Linked DNA regions of Homo sapiens: region 2 is linked to region 1. The links are chromatin loops, found by intact Hi-C in ENCODE. Cell type or tissue: endothelial cell of umbilical vein. All regions are shown on one strand. Each heading gives the region's core, and the rest is flanking DNA. Links, peaks and the distances in the headings are about the cores only. Region 1 overlaps LIMCH1 (LIM and calponin homology domains 1). Region 2 overlaps APBB2 (amyloid beta precursor protein binding family B member 2).

Region 1 (8,336 bases), core at 162-8,161:
GATGAGACAGTCTGGACATTTTTGTTCTATCAAAGCCTAAGATAGAGATTTTTGAGATACATTCAGAGTTATTTCAGCAAAAGTCAGAAAGTGTGGTTTTGTTCTCTTTGAAATACAGCAAGGAAGCTACGTGGCATCACACTGCTCAATCAGTTACGAAAACTTTTCTATCTAATGGTCACATCTCCAAGTGATGCATTCCACCTCTGTTTATTACAAACTCATTGAGTGCAAGGACAAGGGGAACTGATTTTTCTTTACAAGTCAAAAGAACTTAAGACAAAGGATGAGTGCTTCCTCCTGATATAAGAGAAAGTACTTGAATTTGAGGAAGCGAAAAGATGTTTGGTTTCCACAAGTTCTTCAGTCTGGAACACTATTTTACACACTCATTAGCAAAACAACCCAGTTTCTTTCCACTTGTTTAAAAAACCTGTCTCATTTGAGGACCAAGTATGTCCCATGTTCCCATGTGTTCCTTGTATTTTTATCAATTGTAAAATCTTTTTGGATGCTACAATGTCAAATGGATGCTGAATGCCAATTTCTTCCTAAAAGAGAGGTAGCTGCATATACTTCTATTTGAACCAAAAGCAAATAAAATTTTGTTTTGAGGAGTCTGCCATACCTCCTGATACCTAGAAATACTAGGGTATTACTAAATTAGGGTTTTTACCACTAGTACAGAGAAATCATGCCATTATATCAAACTAGAAAATAGACCTTGCTCATGGAGACGACTCCACTATCAGTCTTATAGGAGTCCATCTGTATTAACAACAGCAATTGAGGGAAACAGCTGTCCCTGAAGCATTTACAAACCAAATCTCCAGAGACCTATGACTTTCACAGCTGTAAATGTCAACACATTTTTCTTTTGTATGGTAAAAAGAATGACATTTTCTTGAGTCATGATGCTTCTTTCCATCCACTCCCTGGAGTTCAGCTTTGGTTCTACTCTTAAGGAACTTGTCCTACCTTAAAGGTCTTCAGAACATCTTGAGAATTTTTGGGCTGGGAGTAAGGCTTGGGTGTCAGCATAGGCACTGCTTTGGGAGTGACAGTTTTGCTTGGAGACCCACTGCCTGCTGACATGCTGGTATCCAGAACACTGGCACGAGCAATGGTGGTTTCAACAGTGGCAGTGAATTTGGGTGGAGGCAGTGACTGTTGCCGCAGGTATTTCATGGGATTGGGGTCATTCAGGAAGGAGGATAAATTTGGCTCTGTTGAATGGCTTCTTTCCAGAATTTTTGGCATCTCCAAGCGTTCGAGAACAGCCTCACTGATGGTGAACCTCTCAATGTACTGTTGAAGGATCCCCTCTGCCTCCTCCTGGGACCGAGCGTTCTTATATGCTTCATGCAGCTCTCTCTCTCTCCGCTCTCTAAAGGACATGGGAGAAGCAATAACAAAGTCAACTAATGAAAATTGCAAAGAAGACCTTGGTAGAAACGAAGGTAGCACTGAAGAGATAGTACAGGGAATATAAAATGTTACTATCAGAACCTTTGTGACAGCCAATAATTTTTAGAAAAAAAAAACACCTAGATAATATTGTACATTAAAAACGACAACAGAAAGAACTCACTTTTCTTGAACAATTTCTCTGTAGGTTTTGATGCTTTTCCTTCGTTCACTTGTCCCATCTTCTCCAGCCAGTAACTTCTCCATTTTTTTCCTTTCTTCCTCTTTCTTGATTAAGTCCTGAGAAACACTTCTTCTACGACTCTTCCAACGAGCCAGGTCCTGGCAGGGAAAGAAAGATATAATATTCTTCTTCAGACTTGTGCATAATTCCATTTCTATTCTTCAGAGTTTAGTCATTTCTACTCTTTAGAGAACTGACTATGGGCCCAGGCACTATAACATCGTGTGCATTCCCACACAATCCAATGTAAGTCTGGTTGGAACTGGAATGCCTCAAAGGCAGAAACATCCAGATATTATCTACAGTATCCATAGCAGGGCTGCACATTTATTTAAATATGGCAGTGTGAAATATGCAATCACATTTCATGTCAGTTGCCAAATTTCAGAGAATTGCCTCACAAGGTAACTGTAAGAAACTTCATTCCTTCCTATTTATAACCTCTGCATTGTGAACAGATTTGCTGACAATAGAATAGTAGGGATTCATTTACAGTTTCCACATGGAAGGCAGTCAAGGCAGAAAAAAAACTGTTTTGGAGTCTTTAGATCTGGTGATTCTATATGTATTAATTCATCTGATCCTTACAACAACCTCACCACAATCCTACAGGTAGTTATAGCATAATGATGAAGAGTGAGGATTCTGGAGGCAGATGGTTGGGGTTGCAGCTGTGGGAAATAATCCCAGCTCTGTCTTTTCCATGCTTTGGAATCTCAGGCATGTTTCTTAGTCTCCCTGTGCCTCCATTTCCTCCTCTCTAAAATGATGATAATAGCACCTATTCTTACAAGCTTGCAGGGTTAAATGTGAAAATAGACGTAAGGTGCCAGGCACATAGTAAGTGCTCAAGATACTTTAGACATAATTGTTACTATATTTTATGAACTTTGGAGAAGTTAACTTTTTAAACTAAAGGTGGAGTCAAGTTTGCAATAGCTACCTCCAGAGTGCTTTGTGAGAATTAAATGAAATAATCCACTCTCCCTCCTCTCTCCCCGCTTTGGCTCTCAGCACACAATCTCAAAGCCCTCATCAGCCTCTTTAGCCTTCCTTCCCTGGTTCTAATCCTGGCTCCCCCACTCGCTAGCTATGTGACGTTCAGCAAGTGACAGCTGTGCTGGGATTCGTCTGTGGAATCGAGGACAATAAGAGTTGCTAGTTCATTGAGTTACTAAGAGGATTAAATGAATGCATGCAAAGTACTTAGAACAATGCCTGGTACTGGTACACATTTGATGTTGGTCATTGTTATCGTTACTACCATCATCATCATGATCAATTTGAAATATATAACCTCAGAAGATAGTGCAGCCTCAATTCTACAACCCATCCCAGTTTCCTGCCTCCCCTCCCCTCTTTTGTGACCAAGCTTCTGGCCAGGGTGTTTGCTGATTACATGTCTGGGCCATCACTCCATACCTTCACGCTGCTACTCACCTTCCTTTGAGTCCCACATTTACCGTGTCACCTTTTGAAACCCTCTAGGGGCTCCCTTTCCCCGCATGGCTTTCAAGTCCACGTCTACCCACCCGGCTGGATTTTCTGCTGCCAGAAGCCTCCCCGCTGCCCGCGCGCCTTGGCCACAACTCACATCTTGCCATTTGTCGTCCTCTTCCCTCAGCTGGTTATTTATCAGCTGCAGCTGCTCCTGGCGGGCCCTGCTGTGCGGCTGCACCGCGGCCTCCTCCTCACACCGCATGTCAAACATGCTGGTGCTCCTGAGTGTGGAGAGAGCGAACACAAGAGGGACCGCGATCAGCGCCCGTCGCGTCTCCGCGCGCCTGGGCGTCCTGCCGCGTGGGGGCGCTACCGGGCTTGGAAAACTGCCCCCTTCCCGGGCTGCGCACAGCGCGTGACTGGCGGTGTGTTCTGGCCCTGGGCGGGCGGTGGGCGTGCTGGCACCCCACCGCCTCCTTTTGCCGCAAACGCCAAAATGTGACCGTCTTTGTCTTCAGTGATGTCACTGAATCGGGTCAATATCATTTTATATGTAGGTGCCAAAATAGGTTTAAAGAAGAGCTAGAAAAATGGTATTTGAAGCCCCAGGCTCCTCTCACTTGGAAATGCATTTAAAAAATAAAATTAAGATAATTAAAAGGTATAACCTGGGTAGAATTTGTGGGGAAAGAGGGCGGTGTTCCATGAAGTAAAACTGTATTACGTTAAATGCTTCTTTGTGTAGAAAGCTGGCTTAAAGGCTTCCTATGTGAATGGAGGCAATTTCTCCATTTCCAAAAAAATATCATTTGGCCTTAAGTTTAAGACACTCACTTTTTCTTATTTTATTTTATTGAATTTTAGATGCATCTGACAACTATGGATGGCTGATGTATATGTTCATTGTAATCATTTCTTTTTATTTCTTGTAAAACTGCTGTAATTGATAGTGCAGTTGATGGCATCTTGGAATCAAGAAAACAAGGCATTTTATAACAAGAGTAAGGAGTAAAACACATAAATTAGGTATATATTTTGTATTCTAATATGCACACAGTCATTTAATTTTTGTCAGGATAACTCTGAATATCTCTTTTAAAAGAAAAATGCAAGGGAAATCAGTCTTTAAAAAACTCTTAGACTGTGCATACATATAATTTATATGTTTTATAGGAGCTTATTAAATGTTGTGCAAGACCATAGGGCCTTTTTTGTGATGCTTACATAAACCTTTGTTACAGCAAAAGCTGAAGCAGCAAGATGAAAACAGAAATAGAAACCAAAGCAAAATCCTCCTCCTTTTATTTTTCTTTCAAAGAAATGACTCACTTTGGGACAAGTGGGCTATGGAGCCCAAAATTCAAGACATAGAGGGCTCTTAAAAGCTCACTGTTAAGTGCTAGCAACAAAATATGGTGACAGTCCATTTTTGAAACCAGCCTAACACAAAGAAAAAAAAAACTACCATGCACTTAGACACCAAAGAATTCCAGACATCATCAATGATGTCCAAAATTGTTACTCCCATGGCCAGACAATGAACAGCAGCAGCATCGCCGAATGCAAAGGGCTCCCTAGCAGGCAGCTGTCTGGAAGATGACCCCCAAAGCAATGGCTGCCCACCTTCCCTTCAATCCACTCAAAAGGAATGTGTATAAATGTGTGAGTGCCTCTCTCTGCTCTCCAGATGTTGGACAATTTAAGTCTAAGAGAACTAAACTGAAAAACTGTACTTGTAACCTGTCTTCCCCAAGAGTATTCTAATAATCTGGCTGCACAGAAGGACTCTTAGCTGAGGTTTCTATTAGCATGGATATGACAAGCCATTGCATAATGCTGCCTCCATGTATTCAGTGGAGAATGTTGATTTCAGCAGCTGTGGCTTCTAGAAAAAATAAGCTGGGCCAGGTGTGGTGGCTCACGCCTGTAATCCCAGCACTCTGGGAGGCCAAGGTGGGCAGATCACTTGAGGTCAGGAATTCAAGACCAGCCTGGCCAACATGGTGAAACCCCTTCTCTACTAAAAATACAAAAAAAAAAAAAGAAAAAAGAAAAAAAATTAGGCATGCTAGCACACGCCTATAGTCCCAGCTACTAGGGAGGTTGAGGCAGGAGGATGGCTTGAACCTGGGAGGCAGAAGTTGCAGTGAGCTGAGATTACATCACTGCACTCCAGCCTGGGTGACAGAGCGAGACTCTATCTCAAAAAAATAAAATAAAATAAAGAATGAAAGAAAAGAAAAAGAAAGAAACTGTAGTCCTCGATAGAGGAGAAGGGCTGTGATTTTTCATCTATTTTAGACTATTGATTAATGGTATCTAAGAAAGATTAAGAAATTTGCAGGATTAGGTAGAAAAGTCTAACCCATGCTTTTAAACTTCATGGATCAAAATTCACTTAAGCAGGCCTTCCAGAAAGACACAAAAATTCGTCCCATTCTTCCTCTCACAGTTTAAAAAAAAAAAATCTTACTTTTAAAATATTCAATCTAGTCAGTTCATCTTTTAAGGTGATTTATAATCTTTGCTAAGATCTTAGAAGACTTAAACCTCTCTGAGCTGGGACCCTCTTACCATCCCACTAAGTAGTTTGTAGATTATGGGAGAGAAAAGAGGTCCCTTCATTCAACTCTGCCATCTATAATATCTACAGGTCAGAATTTTGGTTTAGGCCACTATGGGTGGCCATAGATCCAGGTTTTCTTCTGGGACCCCAAGAAGAAAATGGCAGCCTTCTCCAGGATCTGGGATTTGATTATCTCACCCAATGGGCATGGAGAAAATGAGAGCAGACCTTAAGAATTACCTTTGTCTGTCCTGCGTTCCCATCTCTACTCCCACTGTGAAGCTCTAACTAGCTCAGCCCAAATGTGGCCAGAAGCCAGTTAGTTAAATAAAAGGAGAAACTCGTTTGCCCTTTCATGTACCAGGAAGTACATGGTTGAACATCCCTAATCCAAAAATCTGAAATCTGAAATGCTCCAAACTCCAAAACTCTTTGAATGCTGACATGACCCCACAAGTGGAGAATTCCACACCTGACCTTGTGTGATGGGGTGCAGCCAAAACTTTGTTTCATGCACAAAATTATTTAAACTATTGTATAAAATCACCTCCAGTCTATATGTATAAGGTATATATGGAACATAAATGAATTTCATGTTTAGACTTGGGTTCCATCCTCAAGATACTTCACTATGTATATGCAAATATTCCAAAATCTAAAAAAGTTCAAAATCTGAAACACTTCTCATTCCAAACATTTTCTATAAGGCAGGCTCAACCTGTATGATTTTTTTTCTCAAGATTTTTTTTTTTTAAGAAATATCAGCAAACTGGCCAAAAAAGAAATAACAAACCTATGAGTGATATATTTATGCCATTTTCAAAAAAAAATTAAGAAGTTGAGAATTGATAATACTAGAAAGAAAATGGGCTGAGTTGTCATTCAGAACATGTTCCCTAGTTCAGGTTAGACTTGGCCTCCCAAATGAAGAGGTGTGTGTCTGGGGATGGGGGTTGGCGGATATGGGATCCTGGAGATGGCCAGCTTCCAGAATATTAATGTGACTTGGACTAATCCTGTGCTCCTCAGTACCTACGTCTATGCCCTTGGGCTGTTGGGATGAGGGCTCCTGGCTGCAGAGTCCAGGAGTCTCCCTTGGTGGTGGGTTGGCATTTTTGAGGGCCGGGATGGAATTACCCCAAGGGCCTGGAAATTGTTTCTGGGCCAAGTCTACCGTAAAGGAATTCAGAATAAAATGGCCTATGGCTCTCACAACGTACCGACTCCTTTGGTGGGCCAGGTATTGGGAGGGAAAGAGTGTGAAAGTGAAGAAAAGGGCAAGAAGGTGAAATTAAATCTATGGAAACATTCTTGGCTGGTTAGGAGGTGGAAATTTCTCTGTTTGCCTGTGCGGTAGGTCTGCCCCTGACCTATATTCTCCTTAAAGGGCTCATCTTTTTTTTGATTGGGCTCTATTTTAAGAATGTGTCAATTATTAATAAATATAGCCTGTGCCAAAAAACTGCCTTTAAAGATTTTGGAAAAAGGAGATATTAAGGGAATAAACTAAAAATAGTATAAGTTTCTATTTTAAGAATAAATTCCTGATATCAACTTTTCATTTTGTTCCCCACATGGTTTCATGTAAATTGTATCTGCTCTAAGCAGGAAACTCAGCACTTTGGATATCCCTAGATAAGAGCTCTGGAAAAAAAGCTCCTTTTACTCTTCTTGGTCCCTGGGGCTGCATTTTGTAAACTTAGAGAAGGCAAGAAGGGAGTCCCTGTCCCCACCCCTTTTAAGAAATCATTAACTTTTCCTGTGGGTGAAGTTTTGTGTTCAGGTGAAGGCAAAATTCAGAAACTCTTTAATTTCCCTTCCTTTCTTTCACCTTTCCCAGGGGTCTATTTTAAGCAAATTGTATAGCAGCCTTGCATTGATGAAGAAGAAATCCATTCTATCAAAATGTTTTCGCTCACCAAACCAAAGTAGTGTTTTGCCTGTCAATCTTATAAAATCCTCCTTTCAGTGAATGTTAAATATTGCCATTGCAGGTTTGAAAAGTAATAACCAGGGCTCAATTTTACAGACTACTTAACTCTGTGCAGTCAGTCAAGCTCAGGCTGAATTTGGTTTTGAGGCATGAGTGTTCTTTATGTCAGATCACACATGGGAAACTTGGCCCTGGAGTTTGACCACTTAGGGCTCAGAGTCCAAACTAAGCAGACATCTTGAACACAAACATGAAAATAGCACAATCTGAAGACACTTAATTTTTTGCCTAATCTCATTGTCATTGGTGGAAATGATGTTTGCATGTTCTACATGCAAATTCTATTCAAATTCCTCATTGTGTGACTTGAAACTGAGGCTCAGGAAAGGATAGGCAGAGGAGGACTGGTGATTACATTCTGGATGGCCCAGGCTCCCACGAGGCCACAAAATGCTCCTCAATATCAGGATCAGCAGACTACTGATGCTGGATTTAGATATTAATCATGTTTCTTCAAATACAAATTACTTGAATCTGAGAAGTCTAGCATTTTGCAAATAAAAAAAAGTTTGCCTTGAATATCAGTTGCAGAATGATCTGCATATGGGAAATCCATTTCTGAAGCAGAGTTAATGTGGTCACAAATGGGAGGGTTTGGAGTCTTCTCAAATTTGGATGTGGAGTACGGGATAAGGAATGAACCTCTGCTTGGTTGAGTGAAAACCAAGCAGCAGGGAGGGGAAGGG
Region 2 (8,336 bases), core at 223-8,222, 730 kb after region 1:
TTGTTAAAAACCATACACTTGTTTATTTATTTGAGAATTACATTTTCCATATTGCAAATATACCTGTTACTATTTGAGACTGAACTGTGTAACTTCACCATTGGCCCACAGCGTCCCAGCTCTGACCCCCCAGACTGGCGGGTACAGCCTGACTGCTGACTGCAGGCTGTCTCTGCTCCTTTCTTAGGATCAGCGTTTCCCCTAGAGCTCACGTGGCCTAGAGCTCATTTCCCAGCGAAATGCAATGTTCCACTTCATGTGCACAGTTTGGTGTGCATTCCGATTTTCCTCTGTGCTTACTCTGCAAATAACGTTTCTCAGCTTTGCAGCAGCAGAAACGTAATCTGTAGTGTAAATCAGCCATGCGGACCTCAGGACTTGCTTTCCAATCTTTTCCAAGACTCCTGCAGGGGAAAACTAAAATACCACTCACACTTTCAGGGAGTAAGAATGGTTTCCCAGTAGCGCAGACATCTGCTGCGTATCAGCAGGAATAGAAGCGGGATTCTGCCAGCCGAGCTTCTTGGCCTCGACTTCCATGGGCCCTTACTCAGACTCCGAGAAGGTGGGATGTGAATCTCATGTTTACTGCCACACACTCAGATTTGCTTGGCATTTGAGCATCTCCAGCAGCAGATTTGATGAAGTTCCCTTTTGTGTAACGTGTTCACTGTTCCTCCAGGGGAATTTCCACAGTCACTCTCAGAGCATTCTTAGAGATACTTTTGCAATAACTGAGCTGTCCTTTTTTTTTTTTTTTATGAGAAGGAATCTTGCTCTGTCAGCCAGGCTGGAGTGCAGTGGCACGATCTCAGCTCACTGCAACCTGTGCCTCCCAGGTTCAAGCAGTTCTCCTGCTGCAGCCTCCTGAGTATCTGGGATTACAGGCGCCTGCCACCACACCCAGCTGATTTTTGTATTTTTAGTAGAGACGGAGTTACACCATGTTGGCCAGGCTGGTCTCGAACTCCTGACCTGGTGATCCGCCCGCCTTGGCCTCCCAAAGTGCTGGGATTACAGGCGTGAGCCACCGTGCCCAGCCATTGAGCTGTCTTTGTAGGCCTTAGGCTGCGGTGGGTTAGGGGTATCTAAGAAGCATTGTGATTGGGAGTGTGGCTATGGGGATTTGACAGCAGCCCTATGTCAGACTGCCAGGGGTTGGATTTAAGATGTCTTTCCACAGGTTCCCATCCCACTCTTCCATAAGACAATCTCTATTTCCTATTAAATAAAAAAGAGTATTTTGCAAAAGCATTTGGCTTTTTGAACAAACTAAATATTATTGCATTCTGTGCTTGTCCCGTATCGCTGAGTGCAGGAATAGTCCAAACCATACTCTCCAAAGCTTCTGCAGGCCTGTTCCATGTCTAGCCGGTCCGATTTAATGAGCAGGCCTTTGCAGCATCCCAGTGCTCTGAAGCTCAAAGTCTGTGTAGGGGCAGAGGGAGGAGGGAGGTGATGTCATGACAATGAGTTATCTAGATCCCACTGGTACCTAGAGAAGAAATTAGCACAAAGCTCTGCATGGAGGCTCGGCTCCAGCACAGGAATCCGTGTCCCCCTAGGTGTTGGTCTGGGACCAGCTGGAGGCCCACTTATGAGGACTGCAGACACATTAAGAGCTCAGGATGCACCTCTGTTGAGGTGTCCCAGGACCCTTGGATATGGGCTCCAGTCTGCAGGTTCCAGGCCCCAGCAGCTTATGATGGCGCTCCTGATAAGCCAGACATGGATTGGATTGGGCAGAGTAAGCCCACAGGAAGAACTGGCCCTGTGGCCTACAGTGTAAGACACCTGGAGTTGGACATGTTACCTGACTCTAGGTCCCCCGACTGAATCGATATTTTATATGACTTTTATATCACTAGGCATGGCTTAGATCAGGATTTATTGATAATTTAGAGCTAATCATAATAAAGGTTGACACATTGTATGCTTACCAGGTACCATTGTGAGCACTTTATACACATGATACCATTTAGTGCTCCCAACATTCCTTAGAACATAAGCACAGTCATCCCCCAGTACATGCGGAGGATTGATGCCAGGACCCCCGAGTATACCAGATCCACGCATACTCAAGTCTCACAGTTGTCCCTGAGGAGCCCACGGATTCGAGAAGTCAACCCTCTATGAATTCTGCATCCTGCAAATACTCTATTTTCAATCTGCATTTGCTTGACAAAAATCTGTGTGGACCTACACAGTCCAAATAATCCATGTTGTTCAAGGGTCAACCCTATGTCTGTCGTTTCCATGTTAGAAAAGCCAAGACACAGGGGAAGGTCAGCAACTTGCCGTGTGTCATACAGGAATTAAGTAGGGAGCTGAGATTCAAACTGCAATCTCTGGCTTCAGAGTCCAGGCTGTGTACAATTTTACTATTATTCCAATAAAAACAACTGCTTCCCATAGGCTGTGCTGGGCTGGTTGCCAGGGTTCACAGCCCCTTGAATCCACAGCAGTGCCTGCAAAGGCAAGATTATCCCTCCGGTGATGCAGATGAGGAAACTAAGGACGATGAATGTGCTGAAGGCACAAATAGGGAGTGGTAGTCCAGGACTGCCAGTCAGGTCTGGCCTAGCCTTGCCATGATATTTCAGTCTGTCTCAAGCTCGAGTGTCTTCATCTGACAAGTATTTCTTGAGCATGTGGCACATCCGGGGCCACTTTTGGGTGGTGGGTATACAGAGGTCCACAGAACAGGCCTGATCTCAAGGATCCCCCTTTAGATTGAGCATTTCTGCTAATAGAACAGCTAATGTAGAGCAGAGAATGGGGAATCAAGACTAGGGCTGGGAGCTGGGCCCAGTGGCTCATGCCTGTAATCCTAGCACTTTGGGAGACTGGAGCAGGTGGATCTGTTGAGCCCAGGAGTTGAAGACCAGCCTGGGTAGCACAGTGAGACCCCGTCTCTACAAAAAAAGAAAAAATTAGCCGGGTATGGTAGTGCGTAGCCTGTAGTCCCAGCTACTCGGGAGGCTGAGGTTGGAGGATCACTTGAGCCCAGAAGATTGAGGCTGCAATGAGCCATGATCTTACCACTGCACTCCAACCTGGGCAACAAAGCAAGACCCCTCTCTAAAAATTAAAAAAAAGACTAGTGCACTTTAGGAGGCCGAGGCGGCGGATCACCTGAAGTCAGGAGTTCGAGGCCAGCCTGGCCAACATGGTAAAACCCTGTCTCTACTAAAATTACAAAAAAAAAAAAAAAAAATTAGCCAGGCATGGTGGTGGGTGCCTGTAATCCCCGCTACTAGGGAGGATGCGGCAGGAGACCATCACTTGAAACTGGGAGACAGAGGTTGCGGTGAACCTCAGATCAAATCTAGCTCTGCTGTTTATTTACATTGTGACATTAGACAATTCAACTAAGTTCCCTGAACCTCAGTTTCTCATTTAGAAAATAAGAAATACAGCACCTACTTTGTAGTGTTGTTGTGAAAACATGTTGTGCTACATGTTGTAAAGCATGCAGCTTGTGGCAAGTGATGTGTAAATGTCAGCGCCCACCTTCATGCTTTCCCTGCCAAGACCAGACTTGTATATAAAACACTCAGCACAGAGTGAGCCCTCGATAAATAGTCACTGCTAGTATCATGATGATTATAAGTGATTATCAGATTACATATGTCTAATGAGATATGCCTGCAAGTTCATCTTTAAGTAAACATACACTTAATTTGTTCCATGACATTCTGGAAACATTGTGCTACGTCTCTCGGTTGAACCCACCTCTGCTCAAATTTTCCATTGATAAAAATAGGACTCATAATGCCAGCCTGGTTCCTGGGCAGGAAATGACTAATGCAATTAACTGTTTCTGTACTAAATCACAACCCGGAGGCGTGTCTCTGGCATGAGTGAAGAATCGTCAAGAATCCTGGCTGTTAGGATGCTGATTGTCAGGTTCCTCTGCCTGCATCGTTGTTTGTCAGCCTGCAGTGGCCTGGGGATTGAAAACTGGAGTGGGTTTCCTGCAGAGAGCAAACCCTTTCATTAGCCAACCTGAACATGCAGTCGACTGACACTTGGCGTTTCTCTCCGTAAATTAATAAGTTGGCATTTCTGGTTGATATTTTTAGATTTGTATGACTTGTTCATAACGTGCTGATGATTGAACCTGCTCAGCAGGTTAATGAGAGTCGCTGTGGGGCAGGCATTGCAAATAATGGTGATTGCATGGTGCACCGGCCTTTCTTTAGTAGCAGAAGCCCTTCTGTGTAAGGGCAAGAGCAGGGCCACTGTGACAGGGGAGGCCCAGAGGCCTCAGCCCCACACTGGGCTCCTCTGCAGGTTGCCCCTGGACCTAAGAGTGCTACACCTCTGGAAAACAGTGTGGAGAGCAGTGCTGTGGCCTGGAGGGAGGAGGACGCAGCTAGCAGGCAGTTAGTCGGTTCCCTGGGCATTTCCTTTGCCTCCATAGGCCTCCTTGCCTCCAGTGATCTGTTAGCAGGTGTTGGGTGATGGTGCCCCCTAGTGGACAGTTTGCACAAGGGCACCCACACTACCTCAGGGCTTTTGGTTCCTGCAGTGGCGGGCTCCCCCATTGTCGGCTCTGAGGTACTTCTGAGAAGCCTCGGGACCAGCCCAAAGCTATAAACGTAGAGCTGGTGGGCTTTGAAGTACTCACTCCCCATTGAGGGATTATTTTCTTCTCCTCAGGGTACTCCTAGGAGGCCTTGAATTCTTCGGGGCCTCTTTAGAGTGGGGCTGGCCTCCCTGGGCTCCGGTGCCAGCCGGGTGTAGCTACTGGGTGCACCCAAGATTGTGAGGAGGGGAGGAGGCGTGTTGTGCACACGTGTATGGGGTGAGAGGCATTATAGGTGTGGCCTGGGGATGCCGGCCTCCCTCTCTCCGTCAGGAAAGCCAGCATTGTTGCCGCACCTAGGAGGCAGCAAGGCGCGGTGACAGGAATGTGTCAGGACACAAACTCAGGCTTCACTGCCAGCTCTGCCATATGCTCATGGTTACCTGAAGTGTATACACCACCGTGTGTTTGTTGGCTGGGGCTGCCATAACAAAATACCACAGACGAGGTGGCTTCAACTACAGAAACGTTCTTTTCTCACAGTTATGGAGGCTGGGAGCCCAAGGTCACTGTGAAAGCAGGTTTGGCTTCCCCTGGGGCCGCTCTCCCGGGTTTGTGCTGGCCGCCTTTTTGTTCTGTCCTTACATGGCCTATTCTCTGTGTGGGCGCCTCCCTGCTGTCTCTTCCTCCTCTTATAAGGATACCACACACACACACAGACACATACACACACACATATGCCACACACACACCACACACACCCACACCATACACATATGCCACACACACACACCACATACACATACACACATACACACACACACACCACACAGACACACACCTGGGCACAGTGGCTCACGCCTGTAATCCCAGCACTTTGGGAGGCCAAGGTGAGCAAATGGCTTGAGCCCAGGAGTTCCAGACCAGCCTGGGCAACATGGTGAAACTCCATTTCTACAAAAAAAAAACCCACCTTTTTTTAATTAGCAGGCATGGTGGTGCACACTTGTAGTCCCGTCTACTCAGGGGAGGCTGAGCCCAAAAGGTGAAGGCTGCAGTGAGCTAAGATCGCGCCATTTCACCCTAGCCTGGAAAACAGAGCAAGACCCTGTCTCAAAAAAAAAAAAAAAAAAAAAGGGTCAGGCACAGTGGCTCACACCTGTAATCCCATCATTTTGGGAGGCCAAGGTGGGCAGATCACCTGAGGTCAGGAATTCAAGACCAGCCTAACCAACAGGGCGAAACCCCATCTCTACTAAAAATACAAAAATCAGCCAGGCTTGGTAGCACACACCTGTAATCCCAGCTACTTGGGAGGCTGAGACAGGATCATTGCTTGAACTCAGGAGGCGGAGGTTGTAGTGAGCCACTGCACTCCAGCCTGGGTGACAGAGTGAGACTCTGTCTAAAAAAAAAAAAAAAAAAAAATATATATATATATATATATATATATATATATGTAATATATTAAATTAAATTAAATAAAGCATATCAGTCCTATTGGAGTAGAGCCCCATTGTTAGAGCTCATTTAACTTAATTACTGCATTAAAGACCCTTTCTCCAAATACAGTCACATTGGGGGTTAGGACTTAAGCATAGGAATTGGGGAGGGGACACGATTCAGTCTTAACAACTACCCTGTACCTCAGTTTCCTCATCTGTGAAATGGCAATAATAATATCTGCCTCATGTGTTGATATGTGGATTAAGTTGATTGAACAAGATATGTAAAAGGAAGTCTCTAGCTGAGTCCTTTGCATGTATGTCTATCTGTACCTAGATCCATCTACATATACACATATAGACATGCATATATGTGTGTATATATGCATATTTACATATACATGCATATATACCCGTGTGCACATATATACATGCATATGTACATGTATATACACACACTCTCAATAAGTGCATGTGTGGGACACTCCTTTCTGCCACCTCTGTTTTAGGAAACCTTAAATTTGCCAGGAGTCTGTTTGCTTATCTCAAAAATGGGAGAGAGGAGACCATGTGGCCTAAGGGAAAAGACATCTCACTTTGGGTCAGAAGATTGAGGGTTCAAGTCCTTTCATGGTCAAAATGTTTCCAATGTTTTGTATGGACACTTAAAAAAGATGCAGAGTCCCTCTTTCACTGGGTTCACTGGGTTGTGAAAATTGAACTAAATTAAGTTAGGTAACTAATAATAAAGCACCTGTGGTTACATCAGAGCGCTGGAAATGGAAGTTTCCTCCCTCCTCATTGGGACTCTGAAATCCCCTTAACTAAGTACTGGTGGGAATTTTTGTTTTCTTTTTTCTTTTCTTTTCTTTTCTTTTTTTTTTTTTTTTTTTTTTTTGAGACAGGTTTCACTCTGTCACCCAGGCTGGAGTGCAGTGGCGCACCTCAGCTCACTGTAGCCTCTGCCTCCCAGTCAAGCCATTCTCCTGCCTCATCCTCTCACCTCAGCCTCCTGAGTAGCTGGGACTACAGGCGTGTGCCACCATGCCCAGCTAATTTTTAAATTTTTTTGTAGAAACAGGGTCTTGCCATTTTGCCCAAGCTGGTCTCGAACTCCTGGGCTCAAGCAGAAGCCACCTCAGCCTCCCAAAGTGCTGGGATTATAGGTGTGAGCCACTGTGCCCAGCTGAGAATGCTTTTAAGTTAACAATGAATACTTAGAATCTATGCTTAGAATACACTGAAGACATTATTTCATTGCCATGCAAAAATGTGTATCTTGTGTCTTAAAAGGAAAGCATGTTGATGTCATGACTTTAATGCTACACAAATGTATATCTTAAATTAGAAGCCAAATCCAGGCCCCTCCAGGACAGTGGCACCCTCCCCCTCTCCAGCATGGCCTCAGACCACTGACCTTCATCAAACTCATTCTCGCTTCCCCACTCGAGCCACACAAGGGGTCAGGAAGGTGTCTAGGCTGCTGTTCTGGACCATCGTACCCTTACCAAAGAGATCTCTCAGTGCGGAGGAGTGAGGAGCTTTGGCCTCCCCTGAATAAGCGTGAGGAAGCAAAGATTCCCCAGCAATAAAGTAGATGCTGAATCCCCAGCAATAAAGTAGATGCCGAATGTCATCTCAGCCCCCACTGGAGTGAGACTGCCTTTGTGCATTCTCTCCAGCACATCAGTGGTTCCTATAAATCTCACAATGATTGCTTTTCTCAAGGTTGCTTCGTGGCAAGTCTGCAAGTGCGCTTTCTCCAACAGAGGGAGGAGGTTAGGAATAGACTTCGCAGGCAGGAGCTGACTTGGGAATGGCCCAGGGGAGAACAAGTAAAGATGCATCTGCTTTGAAAGAATCCTTTCGTTTTCATTTAAGGACTTGACATCAGGGAAGTTTTATATCCTGGGAACTCGCCTGGCTCCGTGTTGTGTGTGAAGAAGGATTGTGAGGCCGCTGCTCAACTGCGTTGCCTCTTTCTCCTTCCTTGTGTCAAATAATGTAGCTTTTATTTTGTATGATTGCGTGTGCGCTGGGTGTTTCCCAACTGCAGGGGATGGGGTTAGTATTCCTGGCCCTGTGAGCAGAGACAGAGGTGACCCAGGCTGGGAACTGCCCTTCATGAAGGGACCAGCCATTAGTGGGTGGCGGGCAGGCAAGGAGATGGATATCGTGGGCGATATTTCAATTATGGATCAACCCTTAGTGCCTGGCACATGGTAAGCGCTACATGGGGGTTAGCCATGATCATGACCGTCCTCTTTGTAGAAGGGCCTGTCAGAGGTTAACATCAGGGGAGCTTTTCCAGTTATGTGTCTTGCTCTGAAAAATAGGAAGGGGGAAAGTTAAGTTAATGG

Evidence for each region. A loop is a pair of places that touch in the nucleus more often than their neighbours do. Peaks named below come from ENCODE experiments on the same cell type or tissue, not always from the same donor. Only the 100,000 strongest peaks of a DNase experiment are listed, where the experiment ranks them.
Region 2: a loop joins it to region 1, with 4 times the contacts of the local background. A loop is called at or near these places in 3 of 110 quality-filtered maps.

What each region holds. Positions count from the first base shown.
Region 1 is chr4:41,639,536-41,647,871 of GRCh38, reverse strand. LIMCH1 (LIM and calponin homology domains 1) reads right to left here. Exons shown (of 32, transcript NM_001330672.2): 15 at 3,246-3,372; 16 at 1,592-1,749; 17 at 979-1,387. Among named protein-coding and RNA genes, the nearest start is that of LIMCH1-AS1, 49 kb to the left of the region's middle. In endothelial cell of umbilical vein, for the core only: a CTCF peak has its summit at 3,443 (motif pointing right); a DNase peak (open chromatin) is centred at 3,441; H3K27me3 peaks cover 1,492 bases.
Region 2 is chr4:40,905,003-40,913,338 of GRCh38, reverse strand. All of the region lies in intron 10 of APBB2 (amyloid beta precursor protein binding family B member 2), which reads left to right. Among named protein-coding and RNA genes, the nearest start is that of NSUN7, 160 kb to the right of the region's middle. In endothelial cell of umbilical vein, for the core only: a CTCF peak has its summit at 4,477 (motif pointing left); DNase peaks (open chromatin) are centred at 2,388, 3,738 and 4,418; H3K27ac peaks cover 2,942 bases.